4 separate regions of the Homo sapiens genome follow, and regions 2, 3 and 4 are each linked to region 1. The links are chromatin contacts, found by Hi-C or POLR2A ChIA-PET in ENCODE. All regions are on one chromosome and are shown on one strand. Each heading gives the region's core, a stretch centred on a gene start or an enhancer-like site at or near the end of the contact. The rest is flanking DNA. Distances are from core to core; before and after follow the strand shown. Region 1 holds the start of PRDM15 (PR/SET domain 15). Region 2 holds the start of SLC37A1 (solute carrier family 37 member 1). Region 3 holds the start of RSPH1-DT (RSPH1 divergent transcript). Region 4 holds the start of MX2 (MX dynamin like GTPase 2).

What was found. A loop is a pair of places that touch in the nucleus more often than their neighbours do. ChIA-PET counts read pairs that join two places held with the same protein, here RNA polymerase II (POLR2A). Pooled maps may share reads with other maps.
Region 2: a pooled map shows a loop between it and region 1 (2.2-fold over the local background). The contact joins the promoter of SLC37A1 here to the promoter of PRDM15 in region 1. A Hi-C loop is called at or near these places in 5 of 37 single-sample maps with no recorded cell type and 5 of 50 pooled maps.
Region 3: a loop to region 1 is called in a pooled map, with 10 times the contacts of the local background. The contact joins the promoter of RSPH1-DT here to the promoter of PRDM15 in region 1. A Hi-C loop is called at or near these places in 2 of 37 single-sample maps with no recorded cell type and 8 of 50 pooled maps.
Region 4: a map of naive thymus-derived CD4-positive, alpha-beta T cell shows a loop between it and region 1 (4-fold over the local background). The contact joins the promoter of MX2 here to the promoter of PRDM15 in region 1. A Hi-C loop is called at or near these places in 2 of 168 maps with a recorded cell type or tissue (GM12878 and naive thymus-derived CD4-positive, alpha-beta T cell), 21 of 37 single-sample maps with no recorded cell type and 12 of 50 pooled maps. POLR2A ChIA-PET finds 5 or more read pairs at or near these places in 1 of 52 experiments (activated CD4-positive, alpha-beta T cell).

What each region holds. Positions count from the first base shown.
Region 1 is chr21:41,877,360-41,882,064 of GRCh38, forward strand. It overlaps PRDM15 (PR/SET domain 15), which reads right to left and starts at 1,985. Exons shown (of 24, transcript NM_001040424.3): 1 at 1,911-1,985. RefSeq lists enhancers at 809-858, 1,859-1,908 and a silencer at 2,059-2,108.
Region 2 is chr21:42,511,160-42,515,864 of GRCh38, forward strand. It overlaps SLC37A1 (solute carrier family 37 member 1), which reads left to right and starts at 2,693. Exons shown (of 20, transcript NM_001320537.2): 1 at 2,693-3,558. RefSeq lists enhancers at 1,097-1,819, 1,820-2,542, 3,384-3,613 and silencers at 2,454-2,813, 3,034-3,113, 3,124-3,223.
Region 3 is chr21:42,494,504-42,499,208 of GRCh38, forward strand. RSPH1-DT (RSPH1 divergent transcript) reads left to right here and starts at 2,036. Exons shown (of 3, transcript NR_135518.1): 1 at 2,036-2,162; 2 at 2,320-2,430; 3 at 2,730-2,940. RSPH1 (radial spoke head component 1) reads right to left here and starts at 1,721. Exons shown (of 9, transcript NM_080860.4): 1 at 1,630-1,721. The coding sequence starts at 1,683. RefSeq lists silencers at 1,678-1,797, 1,828-2,067.
Region 4 is chr21:41,359,387-41,364,091 of GRCh38, forward strand. MX2 (MX dynamin like GTPase 2) reads left to right here and starts at 2,641. Exons shown (of 14, transcript NM_002463.2): 1 at 2,641-2,669. RefSeq lists enhancers at 1-783, 2,066-2,325, 2,346-3,185.

The DNA.
Region 1 (4,705 bases), core at 735-3,234:
CTACAGCGTGGGGGCACATAACAGGTGTTCAGTAAACATTGGTGGAAAGAATGCATGAATGGCCGAATGAATGAATATCTGCCCACACCAGCACTGTGAGGGGAGCTGAGCAGGGCCATCCACACTTTGCAAATGAGGAACGGAGTCTGAAAAATCATTTAAGTCACCGCTCACCATCCCAACCTCTTGAGCGCACGGGTGGAAGACACAGTTGCCTTAAATCTCCCTTCAATCTGCAAAATGGCAGGACTGTTCTTTCCTGGCCTTCTGTACAGATAATGACATCGAAAATGATATGAGAGCCACATCCTAAGTGAAAAGAGTTCTTTGTCAAATATAATTATTCTAAGACAAGCTAGCAGCCTTCCAACTACAGTTGATTTTTAAATTTATTTATTTGTCTTCTGGAGAAATAACCGTCCCGCCTGCTTCCAAAATGGAACATTTAGCTTGTTCTTTGCTGGCTACTTTGCGGCAAAAAGTATGAATCACAGATAGAAGAAAAACAAACTATAAAAAAAATGGTGTTTTTGCTCTTGAAAGTCTAAATTATAGAGCTACTATTTCTTAATCGTTCACCGTGAGGCAGCGATGTCAGGAAATCTGGGGAAGGAGTGAAGCAGTGAAAACGTGGAACACGTGAAAATGTCCGAGCTTGAAACAAAATACGGTAGTGGTGTGTGCACCGGGGTGGGATCACCACCCTTATCGAGTGTTGACATCATTGCATTCTCCAAGGAGAACTGTCACTGCTACCTTTTAAGGTACATCACAAAGCCAGTGGCTCCTTCACATGTCACCACCCTTCAGGAACCAAGCTAGGTTCTCCAAATTCACTTGAGTCTGGCTTAAGCCAATGTGGTTTTTTTAAAACGAGTGTTGGTAGCTTTAAATACACACACAGGTCCACGTGTCTCTGATCACACACTTGTTTCTACCGTTTTAAACTCCCTTTGGGGACTTGGGGGTGAGGGGCAATTTCTGAGCATTTGTGGGGGAAAAAACCATCCACTACATTAGGGGGTTAAGAAAGGTAAATGGGTGATAACTCTAACCACCAGATAGGAGTGTTTATTTCCATGAGTTTTCATTTCTATTTTCTCAAGGCTAACCCCTGCGTGAACACCTCCCCTCTAGCAGGACGCTGCGCGTGGCCCCCGTCCCCACCTGTCCACGCGAGGCGGGCCTCACCTGAGCGGCCGGGCACGCCCCGTCCCCGAACGGCCACCCACCCCGGGTAGGCACGCGTCACCTGTCCATCCACCTCGCTACCTTCTCTCTGCCACCAAAAGGCTTACGAAAATAAGGCGCAGGGGGTCTGGGAGACCCCATCACCAGGACTCAGCTTCTCTAAACGCGGGGTTGGGGGTCCAGGGACCCCCCCGTGCGACCCGCATGGGCTGTACCCGAGGGCGGGGGATAACGACATCCCCTGGGGCCTCGGCGACGACGCCGCCCGGCGGCGGGGGCCGCGGGGCCGCGGGCCGGGGCGGCGAAGACCCTGCGCCGCGCCCACGGGCGAGCGCGGCCCGGCAGCCCCGCGGCCCCGCGCTGGGCCTGGCCGCGGGCGGGCGGGGGGCGCGAGGCAGGGGACGGGGGCGCGGAGCCCGGCCAGGAGCGCCCGCGGCGGCGGGACCCGGCGGGCGGGCGGCGCGCAGGGCGATCCCGGAGCGGCTCCGGGAAATCCAGCCGGGTTTTGACTCCGATCGCCAACGGTGCCCGCAGCCGGCGAATGTAACAAAGAACAGTCGGCATGGCGGCTGGACCGGGGCGGCGCGCGGCTGCCGGGCGCGGGGGGCGGGGGGCAGCGGGCCCAGGGCGCGCCGGGGCTCGCGGGGGCAGCGGGTGCGGCCCGGGGCCGGCGGGGCGCACGCCGGGGCGGGCGGCGGGCGCAGGGCCCGGAGCTTTACCTGCCTTTGGAATGTGCAGAGCGGGATCGGATCCGGACTCCGGGTTGCGATCCGCTCCGGAAACTGCGCAGCACCGGAAGCCGGGGGGCGGCGGCGGGGCATGGCGGGACTTGTAGTCCGCGGGCGGGCGCGGGGGGCGCAGGCGAGACCCTGGCGCGGCCGGGGGTCCTGCGGGTGGGACTGCGGGGCGCGGGCGGCGTGGACGGGGCAGCGGGCGCGCGCGGGGCGGGTCTGGCCGGAGGGAATTCCGCGCGCGGCCCCCCTCCCACGTGGCACGGCCCTGCCGCCCACGCGCGCGGGCAGCTCCCTCTCCACCTCTCCTCGGACGCGTTTCTTGCGGAGTTGGGGAGTGGTGGCGGTGGGTGGGTCGAGTTTTTCTCTAGAACAGGCCTGGGACTTGCCCCCACTCACGGTGACCTCTGGATTTGGCCGGCGGGGCCCTGGGACACGAGCTCTGTGCCCGCGAGGGGAGTCTGGCCTGGCGGGCTCCGCCACGCTACCGGTGAGCACCGGGCCAGCCGCGGACCTGGCTCTCCATTCTTCCCCGGGGGCCTGTGTGGCCTCTCTTGACCCCCTCCACCAAGTGTGTGTGCCATCACAAAACGTGAGACGGAGAAGGGACAGACTTTTCACCTTAGTCCTGGCCGCCCATATTCAGAGAGGCCGACTGTCTTGTTCATTGCTGCCTGGCAAAAACCTACATTCATAAAGAGAAGTGATGAACCGGGGAAAATGATTTTAAATTGATGCCACAAAAGGGCTCGTTTCCCTCATGTACGTGAAACTCTTGTGAACCAATAAAAATATATATGTATATAGAAAAATGAGCAAAGTGTGTGGATGGACAGTTCGTAGGAAATTCAATGGTTCTTAAGCATATGAGAAGCTATTCAACTACGCTGCAATAAGAGAAAAAAAGTCGCAGTGGGATCATTTTTATTAGATTAGCAAAGATTTTTTAAAACGTTTAATACAACCTGGGCAACATAGCCAGACCTTGTCTCTAAAAAACTTAGCTGGGCTCGGTGGCACGTGCCCGTAGTCTCAGCTACTCAGGAGGCTGAGGCAGGAGGGTCACTTGAGTCCCACAGTTTGAGGCTGCAGTGAGCTGTGATCGTGTCACTGCACTCCAGCCTGGGCAACAGAGTGAGACCCTGTCTCAAACAAAAACAAACAAAAAAAAGTTTTAATAGCATAATTTTGAAGAAACTAGAGAAACAAGCTCCTTTACGGGTAGGAGAATAAATTAGCGTAGTTTCCATTCAGATATTTGTGGATATCCATAAAAATTCTAAATGCACATAGCCTTTGACCCACATGCAGGAATGGTGCCAGAGACGGACTCGCTTGTATGAATGGCATATGTGATCATCACATTTGCTTACATACTACGTGCCATCCCATGGGAAGTGTTGGATGCACCTGGGCACATCCATAGGCTGCAACGCCGGGCAGCCGGAGACAGATTAGGCAAGTGTTGATCTGTGAAGGCTGGTTTCTCTGCCTGGCCCAGCATTCTACAGTGGCTTCCATGTTGCACTATAGTAGGCCATCCCATGGCCCCCCAGACCTTTCTGGAGCATCCCCGGCGTCCACTGTCTCCCTGCTTGTCCCCACCTGCGACTTCATGCCTCCCTCCAGCCTCCTGTCCCTGAAGCCTGTTCCCAAGGCCTTCTGTACTCTATCTTCAAACACTTCCCAGGTTTTCCACAACCTTCTCTGTATTCAGGTCTCCGCCCAACCCCACTCCCACCACCACCACTACAGCTAATGGACATTCCCTCTATACACGCACCTCCAGTGACATCACTCACAGTTCCAAAATGGCCAGATGACTGGTTCTGTGGGCCTCAGGACATGAAACAGTCCTCGGCATATGTGAATAAAAGGTTGTTTACACTAAAAAAGTGACAGGTCCACAGCAAGTGCGAATAACTGAAAGTAAACCAAAGACTTCAACCTCCCCCAGGCCATTTCTCCTATTACTACATACAGCCCACGGCTGGAATTCACTTACACAATAATCGTCATATCTCGTCTTCAAGAGGATTGTCAATGTGTCCACTATAATCCTTCAGAACAATCTAGAAATAATACCTCTTAAGGCAGATTCATCTCCAAAATGTTAAAAGAAAAAAAAAAGTTTTATCTTAAAGTGTCAAATTTTCATTATTAACAATTAATGCAATATACAACTTTGAAAAATGGGCAGAAAGAAAGAAAAAACAACTATAAAGGTTGTTATTGAGGAAAATGGAAAATCTGAACGTGAACAGTGATACCGGATAATAGTATTGGATCAATGTTAAATTTCCCAAGGGTGATCATTGTATTGAAAGTATGGTAGCCCGTGCCATTCATTGTTCTCACCAAATTGTTCTGAAGGATTTAGGGTGAAATATTGTGATATCTGCAAACGTGACAGAGACCGAGAGAGAGCAGATGTGGCAAAACTGGTGAATCTAGGTGAAGGCTATATGGGTTGTTCCGTAGGTTTGAAATTAAAAATAAATGAGTTGAAAATTTAAAAAACAACAGACAAGAGCTTCCATGGCTATCAGTGAATTTCCTTGTGAACACTTAATTCTTCCTGAAAGATACTAGATGGGATTAAGATGTAATTAATCACTGAGGGCTATGCCCGCAGCCCTGTGGACCGCCCGCCCGCCCGCCTTAGATCAGTACTTTTCCAATTAGCACGTCTCCTGGGCTCTGGTTTTGTTATAATTCAAATACAAACCTACTGCTGTGCAAAGCATGATAGACATCCTCAACCACCTCTCCAGCCACCTCCA
Region 2 (4,705 bases), core at 1,443-3,942, 630 kb after region 1:
TGAACTAGAAATCAGTAACAGGAGGAAAATTGGAAAATTCACAAATATGCAGAAATTAAATACACACCTGAACAACCAGTGGGGTCAAAGAAGATATCAAAAGGGAAATCAGAAAATTCCTTAAGACAAATTAAAATGGAAACAACATACCAAAACGTATGGGATGCAGCAAAAGCAGTACTAGAGGGAAGTTTATAAAGAAAATGTGGTGTATAGCTGTATCTACACAATGGAATACTATTTAGCCTTAAAAAAGAAGGATTTCCTGTCATTTGCAACAACATGGATGAACCCGGAGTACATTACACTAGGTGAAATAAGCCAGGTACAGAAAAACAAATATAGGCCAGGCATGGTAGCTCACTTCTCTAATCCCAGCACTTTGGGAGGCTAAGGCAGGAAGACTGCTTGAACCTGGGAGTTCAAGACCAGCTTTGGCAACATATCAAGACCCTGTGTCTACAAAATTTAAAAAATTAGCTGGGCATGGTGGCATGGGCCTGTATTCTCAGATACTCAGGAGGCTGAGGGGGAGGATCACTTGGGCCTGGGAAATCAAGGCTGCAGTGAGCCTTGACCATTGCACTCACGCCACTGCCCTCCAACCTGGGCAACAGAACAAGACCCTGTCTCAAAACAAACCAACAAACAAACAAAAAAGAAAAATATGCATGACCTCACTTATTTTTGGAATCTGAAAAACTTGAACTCAGAGAAGCAGAGCATATAATAATGGTGGTTACCAGGGGCAGTAGGTGGGAGAAATGGGGAGTCGCTGGCCAAAGAGTACAAAGTTTCACTTAGGAAAGATGAGTAAGTTCTGGAGGGCTAATGTACAGCTCTAATGTATAGTTAGTAATAATACATTGTATACTTGAAATTTGCAAGAAGAATAGATCTTAAATATTCTCACCACCAAAAAAAAAAAAATAATGTGAGGTGATTGGATATACTAGCTTGACTGTGGCAATAATTTTACAATGTATTCATATATCAAAACATCACATCCTATACTACAAATTATGTAATTTTTATTTGTCAGTTATACGTCAGTACAACTGGGTGGGGGGGAGGGGGGGTGGGAAGAAGCTGTCTCCATATGAGGCCGAGGTGTCCTATATATCCTGAGCTTGTATTATCGCCTTTCAAGTGTAAAACCTGTAGGTGATGGGATGCCCGAAAGGTTTGAAAATCAGGAATGACAAGATCAGATTTTGCTTTAGGAGGGCAACTTGAGGCAGCTTAAAGAGTGGATTGCAGGAGGTAGAACTTGGAAGTGAGAACGCTGTTGCACAAGTGCAGTGAGAGAGGGGTAGCCTCGAGCCGAACCAATGGCAAGGGCCAGGGCTGGGGAGACCATTGGAGAGAGGGGTGGGAGCCACACTGGGCTATCACCGGGAATGGAGAGCTAGAAAAGAGAGGAGAAAGCACTGGCACAGGGGGCCTGCGGAGAGAAAGAAGGTCTGAAGAAAACCTGGCCAAAAGGAGAAGACTGGAGCCCTGGGCCATCCCGCTTGCGGAATGAGGGGCCGGCGGGCTTCCTGGGGCTGAACCCTGCGTGGCAAAGAAGTGGGCAGGTTTTCTTTCTGCCTGCAGAAGGCTTCTCAAATGCCTAACAAAGTGATGGATTTCACGCAGCCCAGCTCAGCAAAGAGAGACACAGACATCAGAGTGTTCTAGAAACAAAGCAGGGCCCCAGGGGGAAACTGCGAGGCCTAGCAGGGCAGGGGAGCCAAACACAGGGAAGAATGCCTTCTCCATTCTCCAGAGGGAAGCTCAACGTGCCTGGGGAAGGGTGCGAGGGGCACTGGCCTGTTGGGACATTTACAGCCAGGCCTCGGGTTGGTTTTATCCTTAAACATTGTTTTATCCGGGGGCAGGCTTTTTCCCCGGAAAATTTCCGCTCTGCCTCACTTTGCTCTTCCCCGAGGAGTGGGCTGGGAGCCCCCTCTGCTCTGAAGCCATCCTGGGGGTCCACTGTGGGTGTTCGGCAGTAGCTTCTAGGGGACTGGCCAGGCCCCTCCCTGGGGCTGCCTAAGGAGAAGAGTTGTTTCTGGGGTGACGTGGGAGCCTGTGTGCCAGGGCACTGGCCCGCAAGGGTAAGAACCCGGCGGGCTCCCGCAGCCTAACAGGGAGCTGCCTCTGTCACGTGCCTGCGAGGTGGGACACAAGTTGGCTTACAAGTTGGTTCGACATAGCCAAATCCGCGTGCCGCATTTCCACGCTATGGAGTGCTAGTCTTCATGATTGTGCCCCTTGACATGACACAATAGGAATAGAAGCCGGGAGGCCAAGCAAAGGCCCTCTTTGGGGGTGGGGGCGCGGCGGCATGTGACCCTCGCCGCCTGTGGGGAAGACCTGCCTTGAGGACAGAGCGCCAGGGGTGCAGAGGCCGCCTGGGACTGCCCGGAGGCCGGTGGGGAGCGCGCCAGCGAAAGCCCGTGCGCCCTCGGAGCCGGGGAAGGCGCGGGCCATGACCCGGGTTCGCCCGCAAAGGCCGGGCAGTGCCGCAAGGCGTGGGGGCGCCCCCGCCCGGTGGCCCCGGGGCTGGTGCGACCCTGGGCACGCCGGGGCCGGGGCCGGAGCCGGGGGTCGCGGCGGCCGGGGAGGGGGAGGAGCCGCGCGGCTCCGCCGGCGCCCCGCGGGCCAGGGAAAGTGAAAGGGCGGCGGGGCCTCCCGCGCGCCGCTCCAGGAAGTCGCGAGCAGGAAGCGCCCGCGGCGGCCGGGCCGGGCTGGGCTGCGGAGCGCGGGCCTCGGCGGCGCAGGTGAGGCGCGGGGCCGGGGCCGGACCGGGAGGCGGGGACCCCCCGCCCCCCCGCCCGCACCTGCGGGGCAGCCGGCGCTCAGGCGCCGCAGCCGCTCAGCACCTGCGGCGCCCTCAGGGAGCCGGGCGCGGGGCCCTGCGCACTCGGAGCTCGGCTCCTCTCCTTCCTTTTCTTTTTTTTCGGGGGGAGGTGGGGGCTGGTTTGGATGTTTTCCGAGAGCCGGGGACGGTCTCAAGCTATTTTCGCGGAGGGAAGTCTTTGAAATACGACATCTAGAAGAGTGGCCCTCGGCGACAATGCCGGGCGTTCCCGGACCGGGGCAACGCTGGGATTCCGGGGAAGTGGAGGCAGAGGGAGCGGGCACGGGGCCGGCAGCCGCTCCACGGAGTCCCCGGCAGGGGCGAGCTTAGCTGTCCAGCCGGGTCCCCTGCCCACCCCGGCCCGGGCCGCGGTGACAGCTGAGGGTCCAGAGAGCCGGCAGGAGGGGACCCTGCGCATTGTCTGCCGCGATGGGGACGTGGGCGTGCCCGCGGAATTCACCTCCTCCGGGGACCAGCCGCCCAGGGAGGAGCCGGCACAGAACGCTGGCTCGGAGCGCCGGCACCCTGGGCCTTTGCGTTGTTTGTCGGCTGAGCAGCTGGTTCCCGGAGCCCGTGGGCCTCCTGGCCAATGCGAGTGACAGCGACCTTCTGGGTTTATAATAAAGGGCTTGACGCGCCGGAAAGTCCCCTCGCCGCTGGCCACCAGCCTTCCAGCCCTTACGGCCCACGCCGTAATCCTGGTGACCGAGAAGGTACGTTCAGTCTAAGGATTTGCATTTGAACGAAGGATACTGGCCAAGCCCCTTACCACCCCCACTCCCCGCTAACACCCCAGCCCGCGGCCCCAGGTTTGAATTTCCAAAGGAGGAATTGCTAAAGCCTGCCCTTTCCGGGTCTCCCTTAGCTCTTTGCCTGGAAGGTGCCTGCCTGCCTGCCTGCCGGCCCTTGAACTTAAATCGTCTGAAGTTGTGTAAGTGGATAAATATTTTAGACTTCCCCCGTTGTTTTTTTATTAATCCCCTTTGAGAGCAAGCTTGAAAACACCTGGCCCCAGACCTGTGATTCACCAAGTCATTTTGGACCTGCATTTACACGTTCTGTTTCATGCAGCCCACCTGTGATGTTCTCTTTGTTGGGGGTTGGAGGCAGGTAAGGGAGGTGGTGCAAATGGAATTCAGGTTCCTTGTACTTCAGCCAAGGGGAAAGAGATAGTGACCATTTTCATTCATCTTTAATATGGAAAGCGCCTTTAAAAGCAAAAAGCCATAGAAAGAGCACACTCTGGACAGGAAGTTGTATTCTATCTCGTAATTTAAAAAAAAGAAAAGAAAAAATGCATGAAAACTTTTGGAGGAGAATTGCATTTCTCACCCATCTTTGCCTGTAAAGTGAGACCCAGTTAAAAAAAAATGTCATAAAGTAGATTATTTAAAATATCTGTGGGGCCGCTTTGATTATGTGTAATGCCACCTCAGCCCTAAAAAGACTGAGGAACCTTACTCCTGCTATTGCTCACTTCCTATCCCCATTATTTGAGTCTCTGCAGATTACTTGGAACCTTCTAGGCAGCGCAGATCACATGTGGGTGGGTCTGGGAGTGGAGCTTGTGAATGTTTCTTTCCTCAGCTTATTCTGTTTTACAGTTGCCTAGGGTGGGTTTTTTGAAGAAATAGGTATAAAACCATGTGTCTTTCAGAGTCTGTTTGTTTTTTTAACTTTTAGTTTCAGGGGTACATGTGCAGGTTTTACAGGTTGTAATAAAGATGCTCTAATGGGCTGTTTCCTAAGTTACTATCTTTTTATATTTTTTTAAGACAGGGTCTCGCTCTGTCGCCCAGGCTGGAGTGTAGTGGTGCAATCTCAGCTCACTGCAACCTCCGCTTCCCAGGTTCAAGTGAT
Region 3 (4,705 bases), core at 786-3,285, 620 kb after region 1:
CAATACACCCAACACTGAGCCGCTGGGGTGGCTGAATAAGACAGAAATCCTTTAAAATGACCCCAAATGTGATCTGAACCTAAAAATTATAGGCACTAAAAAGTTACAAATCAGTGGGGCCATTTGAGGAGACAAACTAGAAATCTTGCTGGTCAAGTGTTGCAGGTTGGGTTCACCTAGAAACAGACCCTGAACAAGTGATTTTTTTTTTTTTTTGAGACAGAGTCGCTCTGTTGCCCAGGCTGGAGTGCAGTGGCGTGATCTCGGCTCACTGCAACCTCTGCCTCCCGGGTTCAAGCCATTCTCCTGCCTCAGCCTCCCGAGTAGCTGGGATTACAGGTGCCCGCCACCATGCCCGGCTAATTTTTTGTATTTTAGTAGAGACAGGGTTTCACCGTGTTGCCCAGGCTGGTCTCAAACTCCTGAGCTCAGGCAATCTGCCCACCTCGGCCTCCCAAAGTGCTGGGATTACAGGTGTGAGCCACCGCGCCTGGCCTGATTTTTTTAAGTGCTCTCCTGGGAGAAAGTAGTAAAGAGGGCAGGGAAGTAGACATGAAAGGGCAGGCAGCTAAGGAAGGATGCCTTTGCAGGTGAAGTCCCAGACTTGGCCTAATCCAACAGGGACTCTGGGGGCATCAATCGCACTGCAGACTTTGTCCTGCTTCTTGCACTAGCTACTGGCTGTCTGGCCGGATGTGAATTTCAGGCACTTCTGGCTCTCCATACTGGGCAGGTAGTTCCAGCGCACAGAGGTGATAGCTTGAGTAGCAAATCAGGCGGAAGCTGGGAGATGAGTGCCCAGAGCTAGCAAAAAGGTCTGGGCAGGCACTGACAGCACCACTGCAGAGTCGCTAGATTTTTCAGTTAATTCTGAAAGTACCTCAACTCTGTACTGTGCATGCAGACCATAGTGGCTGAGGTTCCCTATCTGTCAGCCATGGAGAGGTCACTCTCTGGAGTAGGGAGGAACTACTCTCTGGGTGATAGAAATATTCCCACACAGAACCCAGCTCACAGGCTGGATGTGCCCTCTTTCTCCTCTCTGCTGCCTAACTCAGGAAATAACTCCAAAGACCTGGGTCAGTTCAGATGGGGACTGAAGAAAGCACATGTGAGGATACGCCTATAAGGTAATATCTTCAGGAACCCTCTCCTGAGCCCAGGGCCTCCTCAGCATTTCTTGGAGGCTGCCAGGAAGCAACTATCCTCCATGCATCTAAATGCCGGGGGAGCAAATCTCAGCTACAGAAATGACTTATTCAAGGGCAGTATGGCAGCGTGGGATGATCTGCTCATCCGAGAAAACTGCCTCGATGGGAATTAACACAGGGAGGAGGAAACTTCCAAAGCCTTCCGCTGGGAAATCTTTGCCTTTAATGGGAGGCAGGATGGGGGTGGGGGAAGAACGAGGCGGCATGTGGTAACCAGACGTCACAGCGTTTCACTTTTCACCATCAACTTCCAGGACGCACGCAGGTGTGTCTGGCGTGGCCTTCGTCCCTGCCGGGGATCCTGGGGAGCTGTGGCTCAGACCTCTGGTTTCTGCGCCTCCTCACTCTCCAAACCCAACCTCGAGGTTCCCCCGCCGCTGCGCACCCTGGGAAGCCCTTTCTCACCAGGAGCTCTCACCCCAATATCATTCTCTCCCTCCTCCTCCAACTCCTCCGAGCCCAGGTCCGACATGGTCTCGCCCCAGCCTGGATCACAGCCGCAGCGCCTCTAGCAGGTGGGTAGCAACCGCCTCCACCGCCGCGTCCCGCGTCGCCATGGAGACGCGGCCGGTCCCGCCTCCCTCCCAGCCCGGAAGATGGGGAGCGGGGACAGGCGACGCGGACGAAGCGGGAGGAGCCACTGGCAGCCTTTGCGTACTGTCATAGCAACGGGAAGGGCACCTCGACCAATCACCGCCCGGGAATACGGAGGGGCGGGGCGGAAGGGACGAGGTGGAGCCAGTGGCAGCACTCTGGTGCCGTCATAGCAACGAGGGGCCGCTTCGGCCAATCACTGCTCGGGAAGCGAGGGGGCGGGGACTGGGCAGGGCCTGAGCGGGTTCTGTGCCTGGCTGCCCACCGGCTCTCTGACCTGGACCTCGCCGTCGCTGGCCCCTGAAATCCATCACTTTTGTCGGCTGTTCTGTGACGCCACAACGAGGAGCCACCTGGGTACTGGGCCCTCAAGAGGAAGGACGCGGGAAACGCGTCCGGGCCAACTCTCGAGAGGGTTTCACCCCTGCCCAGTGCGGGCACTGCCCGCTCCCTTCCGCCCCCAGGCCTCGCAGGCCCCTCCGGGGATGCTGCCCACCCCCACTTACCTTTCTAGGCTCTGCTGACCCTTCGGGATTCGCGGCTAGCTGTGATGTGTCCGCCAAGATCTCTTCTCTTGTCTGTAAACAACTTCACTCTCAAGGAGGCAGCTCTGGCCTCTCAGCAGGTGCGGCCTACAGTGATGTCCGTCCGGGTTTTACATCCTTCCCCGACCTCGACATGAGTCCCAGCCCCCTCGGGCCTCTGACTCTCAGGTGTCCCCTACGATCGCCGTCCTCTCCTCTCGCTCCTGGCTCCCCTACACTGTCACACACCCACACAATCACAGACGCACACGCATGTACACGTGCAGGCTTGGAAATCTGCTTTACCTGACGCACTCCGCCTGCCGAAGGCCCCTCACATCTCCCATTTCCTCTGCCATCATCCCAGACTGCAAAGCTGTGTTATTTGTTGTTGCTGCAGGAGCTGGGGAGGAGTGACTGAATAACTATAGGATTTGGTCTTGATGGGAGAATCCCAGAAGCCAAATCCACGCGGTGAATAAGCTGCTGATCTTCCAGAGCACACATCCCCTAGAGATTCTTCCCAATGCTAATATGAAAGGTTACAACCATAACCCATCATCAGGCCCAAATATATTACTTACTGAATAAATACACAAGTTACAACAACACACGAGATTCCAAAATTATGTCGTTTTTTAGATGCAAAGATAAAAATGTTGTAAACACCAAAATTTAACAGCTTTTCTTATGGGGAAAAGTGGGGAGTTAGGGATAACAGATGATTATTATTTTCTTCTCTACATATTGGCAGTTACCCAGTTACTACAATTAAGCATGTCCTATTTTTATAATAAAATGCCAGAAGCATTTTAAATGTTAGAAATCTAGAATGGTAACATAAGTATATGCAAATAAATACTCGTTTTTTACATTTAAAATGTCAGAAATTTAGCTTTCAAATTTGTCCTAACAATGACAGTAACCAGTGTTTACTAAGTTCTGACACTGTGTGTGGGCACTGTTTTAAGAATTTTATGAGTTATCTTATTAAATCCTCACTATCATTCCTCCATTGAACATCTAAGGAAAGGGAGTTATAGGGGGTTATAAACTAAAAATAACCTCCTAAGCCCCACCACAGCCAACTGAATGGACCCCTCTTGGCCAAGAGGGCCCCAGAAACCTTAAAAACTGCGTTCTCAGCCATGATGGGAAGGGAGGTCGAACATGCCTCACTAATACCCTTGTGCAGTTTAGACACAACAACTAACAAGCATTAATGTTAAAATAGAGATCATAAGACTGACAGAATGGACGCTGTGGCAGTAAGATACCAACTTACAAACAGGACCTAAGGCCATGCCAGGCATGAGTTAAGTCATGCATCCCTACACTTAAAAGAATAAACTATATTTTAACTACCTGGAGAAGGTCTTATGACTCGTGTTTTACATCCTGTACTTGAGCAAACAATCTTACTGTGAATCTCTCAAATCGTATCATGAGTTCCTCAGACTGTTGATGTACTAATTAATACGTAAACTACTGACACTGAAAAGGATACTGATTTGTTTCTGAATCATGACGTTTCACTGATTGTCTTGTGCATATGCAGAAAACATTTTAGCCTGTATGTTGTCATCTGTAGCCAATGACTGTAACCTCTATATTGTCCCTCCAATGAAAAAAGACAACTGCAATATGAGGAGTCCCCTTCCCATTCCTCAACTTTCTTATAAAAGCACTGCAACTTGTAACAGACTTTGGAACACACCCAACTTTGTTGGTGTGTCTTCCCCATTCAATCTTCAAATTTGGCTTTCAATAAGCCTTTATCAATTTCCGCCTCAACAGCCTTAACTTTGGTCGACAGCAGTTAAGATCCTTACCCAAGATCATACAGCTAGTGGGATTCAAATCAAGCCAGCTGACCCAAGAGCAACTGTTGCCCATCACTATACTGCCTCCCAGATCTGTGATATAAAGAAATAACTATAGTTTTCTGGCAGTGACTAAACCATCTACCAAGCAGAGGACCACTAGTTCAAATGCCTTGGATTGCAAACACCAGAGAGTGGCTTAAGCAAACCACATGGTTAAGCAAACCCTGTTCTGGATCACATCATTAGCAGCTAGACGTCTAGCTATAGCTATTAAATCCTAAGGTTTACAATTTGATTTCTATCCCATACGAATTAGCCAGGGTCTTCCCTCCCAAATCTTTCAGTCAATCTATAGTAATTTCACCACACTGTGGGTTTGGCAATTATCCAAATAATTGACACCAAAGGCAAGAAGGGGTGAACAACAGGATGGGCCTCCCGGCATCTCCTGCAGCAGCACCTGGACTGGATTCTAAATTCCTCCTTCCAGAAAGAAGCTGCATCCCAGCCCAGATCCAGCTGAGAGCCACAGCTGCCAAGAGGCAGTCGG
Region 4 (4,705 bases), core at 1,391-3,890, 520 kb before region 1:
CTGCGTCCGCACCCGGGGCACAGGACTGTGAATTGCCATTCATTTCCACTTCCTGTTGATGTTTCCCTACAATGTGGTCTTTAGTGTGGAGATTGTCATTCCATCTCTGAAGGCACTGGGCACTGCCAGCCCCCAGCCCAGTCCCCCACCGGTGGGCACCACGCAAGGGGGCTTGCCACATCAGAGTCACATTTCCTACGCATTGTGGACCCTGCTGGTTACCCCTCACACCCGCCCCGTGACAGGGTCATGATGATTTAACCTAGTGGGGCTGGTGAGGCACAGAGAGGCTAAGGACCAAACAGCCAGTCTGGGTGCAGTGGCTCACAACCAAATTCCCAGCACTTTGGGAAGCCAAGGTGGGCAGATCACTTGAGGTCAGGAGTTCATGACCATCCTGGCCAACATGGTAAAACCCCATCCCTACTAAAAATACAAAACAAATTAGCTGGGCATGGTGGCACATGCCTATAATCCCAGCTACTTGGGAGGCTAAGGTGGGAGGATTGCTTGAACCTGGGAGGCCGAGGTTGCAGTAAGCAGAAATCTCACCACTGTACTCCAGCCTGGGCAACAGAGCGAGACTCCATCTCAAGCAAACAAAAAAGAAACAAAGAGCCAGGTCACACGGACAATGACAGGGTGGAGTTCCACTCCAAGGTGCACCCGCTGCTCCTGTGCTCTGCTGGGAGGGACACACCCCAGGTAAGAACCCTGCTTGTCTACAGCACTTCACCATTGCCTTTGTCCTGTTAATTCAGGAAAGCATTTGCTTGATCTTTCCTTCTGTGATTGGAGAGGCCATGGGAGAGTGGATGCATGCTGGCTCTGGATGGCTCCAGGTGCTGCAGGTGCTTCCAGGTGGCCAGGAACTTCATCAGCACACAGAGGCGCTGGCGCTTTCCATAGAGTCAGCGTGCCAGGGCAGGAGGCGGGCACTGGGGCTTCTGGACTTCGCCTCTTTACCAAGCTGCACACTGTAACGCTCCCTGATGTGGAGCTGAGGGAAGAGCTCCGCCCAGCGGCTGTGACCGAGGCCTGAGCAGCAGCATCTTTTCTGGCCCCGGCCCCTGTGCTTGGATGCTGCGTGGGACATTCATTCACCCTCAGGGCTTTAGTGCTCAGAACGCAAGAACCCTGTCCTTGAAGTTTGCATGCGCAGGCACCTCTGGTCCTTCCCAGGGCTGCTGGTGAGGGGCGTGCAGGAGGGGGATGCTGCCTTGACAGAGGGTGGAGGGTCCCCTGAGCTGGCCCGAGCTGCTCGTGTCCCTCTGTCCGGCTTCTCTGAGGCCTTTCTTTGTGCCTTCCTTGAAGCAGTAGGCCGGCCCAGGCCCTGTTGTGAAAGACATTCCTAGTGAAACCGAATGTCACATCACGCTGCCAAGTCTGAGATTCACATTCCTCCCCTCACTCCTCAGCCTCTGTCCGCCCGGGCTCTTGGGAAGAGAAGTGGTTCAGGGATAGGTGATCCTGACGATGATCTCCTGGTGTTAATATTTCTAATGCCAAGGTTTTGAAAAACATGTTAAGTTTCTAAATATCTTCCGTAAAGTTAAGCCTGCACTCAAGGGAAGTCACTACAATGACTTAGCCAAGAGGAGCTCAGGAGTTTTTTTAAACGTATAGTGTTGATGTCTGGGAGAGGATCACGGGTGGATAGGAGAGCTGAGAGCCTGCTTCCTCCCTCCCAGCCATCACTGCCAGTCCTTGAGAGGCTTGGTCCCCTCCCCGGTGTCTGGAGGGCTCCTCCTGGAGGTTCCCAGACCTCTTGGCTCTGGTGATGGGAATGCCTGGCCCTCCTTGACTTTGGTCACAGAGCAGGAAGCCTTAGGGAGCATGCGGTTGTGCACCTTCACTTTTGCAGGTGAAAAGTAACTGAGGACCAGAAAGATGACATGCAGCTGGCTCAGGGCTGAGTTCCGGAGCCTGGGGTTTGTCCTGGGGCCTCCTTATCTCCAATGGGAAGAAAACCGTCTTGGTTTTGCGGCGGGGACCTCAGGCACGGGTGCTTGGAGAAAGCTGTTGACCCTCCTTCTTTGGGTTTTCCGCACCTAATGAGGGGAGAGGTGACATTTGTCAGGTGCGGCTCAGGCATGAAGCTAAGCAGGACAGCTCAGAGCGTCCAGATCATGTACCTGAGAGCATGTCCTCGGCTGTAACAGGAGTGCATCTGTGAGGCCCGATACACGAACCACACGTGGCTATTCATTCAAATTACATGGAGTTCGAAGTCCAGTTCCTTGGTCGCAGTAGTCACATTTCAGAGCCACACAGGTGGTACTGGATGGCACTGTCAGGGCAGAACCTTCCAGTGACTGAGCCACTCTGAGCTGCCCCCATGCCAGCCTCCCCTGGAATCTGTTAGCAATGCTGATTCTCAGGCCCAGCCCAGACCTGACAGATCAGACTCTCTGGCGGGGGTGGGGGGACAGCCGCCCCGTCTCCACAGCTCTCCCAGGATTCGGATGCAGCTGGAGTTTGGGGACCACTCTGTGAGTCATCTGGAGAGCACGCTGATAACTCAGTTTCATTTCTGTGGCCAGATCAAGTAGTTTCATTTCTCTCCCTGTTTGTTGATGACGGAGCAGGGGAGGGAGTGGTTCATATGCCACATAAAAGTGAAGTGGAGGAAAGGGAAGAGATGATTTCTCCATCCTGAACGTGCAGCGGTAAGAGCGGGGCCGGTGCAGGGAGGGCTGCTTTGTGTCTGATGCACAGCAGATGCGTGTTTAAAAAATATTTCCTGAGTAACGTGACATCTGCTTGGTGAATGTGGCTTGTGCTGGGAGGCAGGAGCCACAAAGATAAGATTCTGGTGTGAGGAGCAGAAAGGGCCCATGTTGCCACCAGCCCACAGTAGCCTTGTGCACAGACAAAGAGGCTCTGGAGGGGAAGTGGCTGGCCCTGGGGACAGGGTGGCCTCCATCCTGATCTGGCCAAAAGTCGGGTGGACGCAAAGGGGTGGTTTTTAGGACAGCTTTGCTCAGCGTCCTACAAAGTCTGGGGGTTGAGTAAGGAGCTTTGTGCCCGAAAAGTCGTCTCGGAGGGTTTCAAGTGTTCCTTCTTTTGTGGTATTTGTGATGCTCTGACGTAACCTTAGTGACGGTGATATGCTGGGAAATTGGCTCTCATGGGGCGGGGCAGGGCAGAGGGTGGTGCCTGATTTCTAGCCTTTGCCGATTCTCTTCCGTTCTCATGGTGTGAATGCTCCCACCGTGGCCAGTTCCCAGCCAGTAGGGGCCAACTCCAGCACTCTGGACCACTGCACCCTGGATCGCCTGCACTCTGGGGGCTGAAGTCCATTTTATAATTGATATAGAGCGGAAAGGAGACATGGTGGTATTGATGACGCAGTTTTTTTTTCTTTTTTTTTTTTTTTTTTTTTTTTTTGAGAGAAGTTCTCGTTCTGTTCCCCAGGCTGGAGTGCAGTGGCGTGATCATGGCTCACTGCAGTCTCAAGCTCCCGGGCTCAAGGGATCCTCCCACCTCAGCCTCCCAAGTAGCTGGGACTACAGGTGTGCACCACCACACCTGGTTAATTTTATTTCTTTTTGTAGAGACAGGGGCTCTCTATGTTGCCCAGGCTGGTCTCAAACTCACTGGCTCAAGAAGTCCTTACGCCTCAACCTCCCAAAGCACTGGGATTACAGGCGTAAGCCACCCCATTCGGCTTTGATGACACCTTTTGAACACTGTTCTTTCTCATTTTGTGTTTAGAATGTTGTCTCTAGCTGTTTAAAAAGATCAGGATTCCAAGCTATCTTTCCTCGCACCCTCTCCTCCGTTTACTCTGCTCTACTTCCCAGCCCCGCGCCAACCCCTGAAGCACTTTTGACTCCCTTCGGATGTACAATTTTTTTTTCTTTTTCTTTTTTGAGACAGGGTCTTCCTGCTCTGTTTCCCAGGCTGGAGTGCAATGGTACCATCATAGCTCACTGCAGCCTTAAACTTCCGGGCTCAAGTGATCCTCCTGCCTCGGCCTCCCAATGCATTGGGATTACAGGTGTGAGTCCCTGCGTCTGGCCAGGATGTATGTGAGCTTTATTTAGGTTTAGCCCCTGCCCTAGAATGCAAGCTCCCCCAGAGATCTTTGTCTGCCTGACTCGATATGTATCTCAAGGACTTAGTGCTCAATATATATCTTTGAGTGGGTGAAAAACAAGCGGTCTTAAAAAGAAAGGAGGTGAGCCCGGGGAGATAAGGTCGCATTCAGTGCCAGTGCTTGGTCAGCCATGACCCTGCACCATGCGAGTGACATTGGGACTGGAGCAAAGGGACACAGCAGAGTGGCCCCTGGTGCCCAGGACCCGGCAGAGCTCTCGGACTGGTTGCAAGCCAGCAATAGTGGCTATGCCCGTGTGGGAGACGCAGCTTGCCTTAGACTTCAGCGGGAACCACCATGTCCGGCACAGCCATTTCCATCCTTCCCAGGGGTGCTTACGTGATCCTGGCAGTCTCAGTCAAACTTCCAAACTCAGCAGGGAATGTGTGTGCTTGTCCTCCAATCTCAACACCCTGGGATGCAGTGTCAGGTGCAGGTCAGAGACAGCAGTGGAGACCCGATTCCCAGCCCTGGGCTGGGGCCCCCACAAGGCCTCCAGCATCTCCCCATGGCCCAGTTTCCTCATCTGCAGGACAGGCTCTCTTGAGAATTTGGGGGGATGATAGACCCAAAAGCATTCTGGAGCCAGAGGCTTCTGCCTTC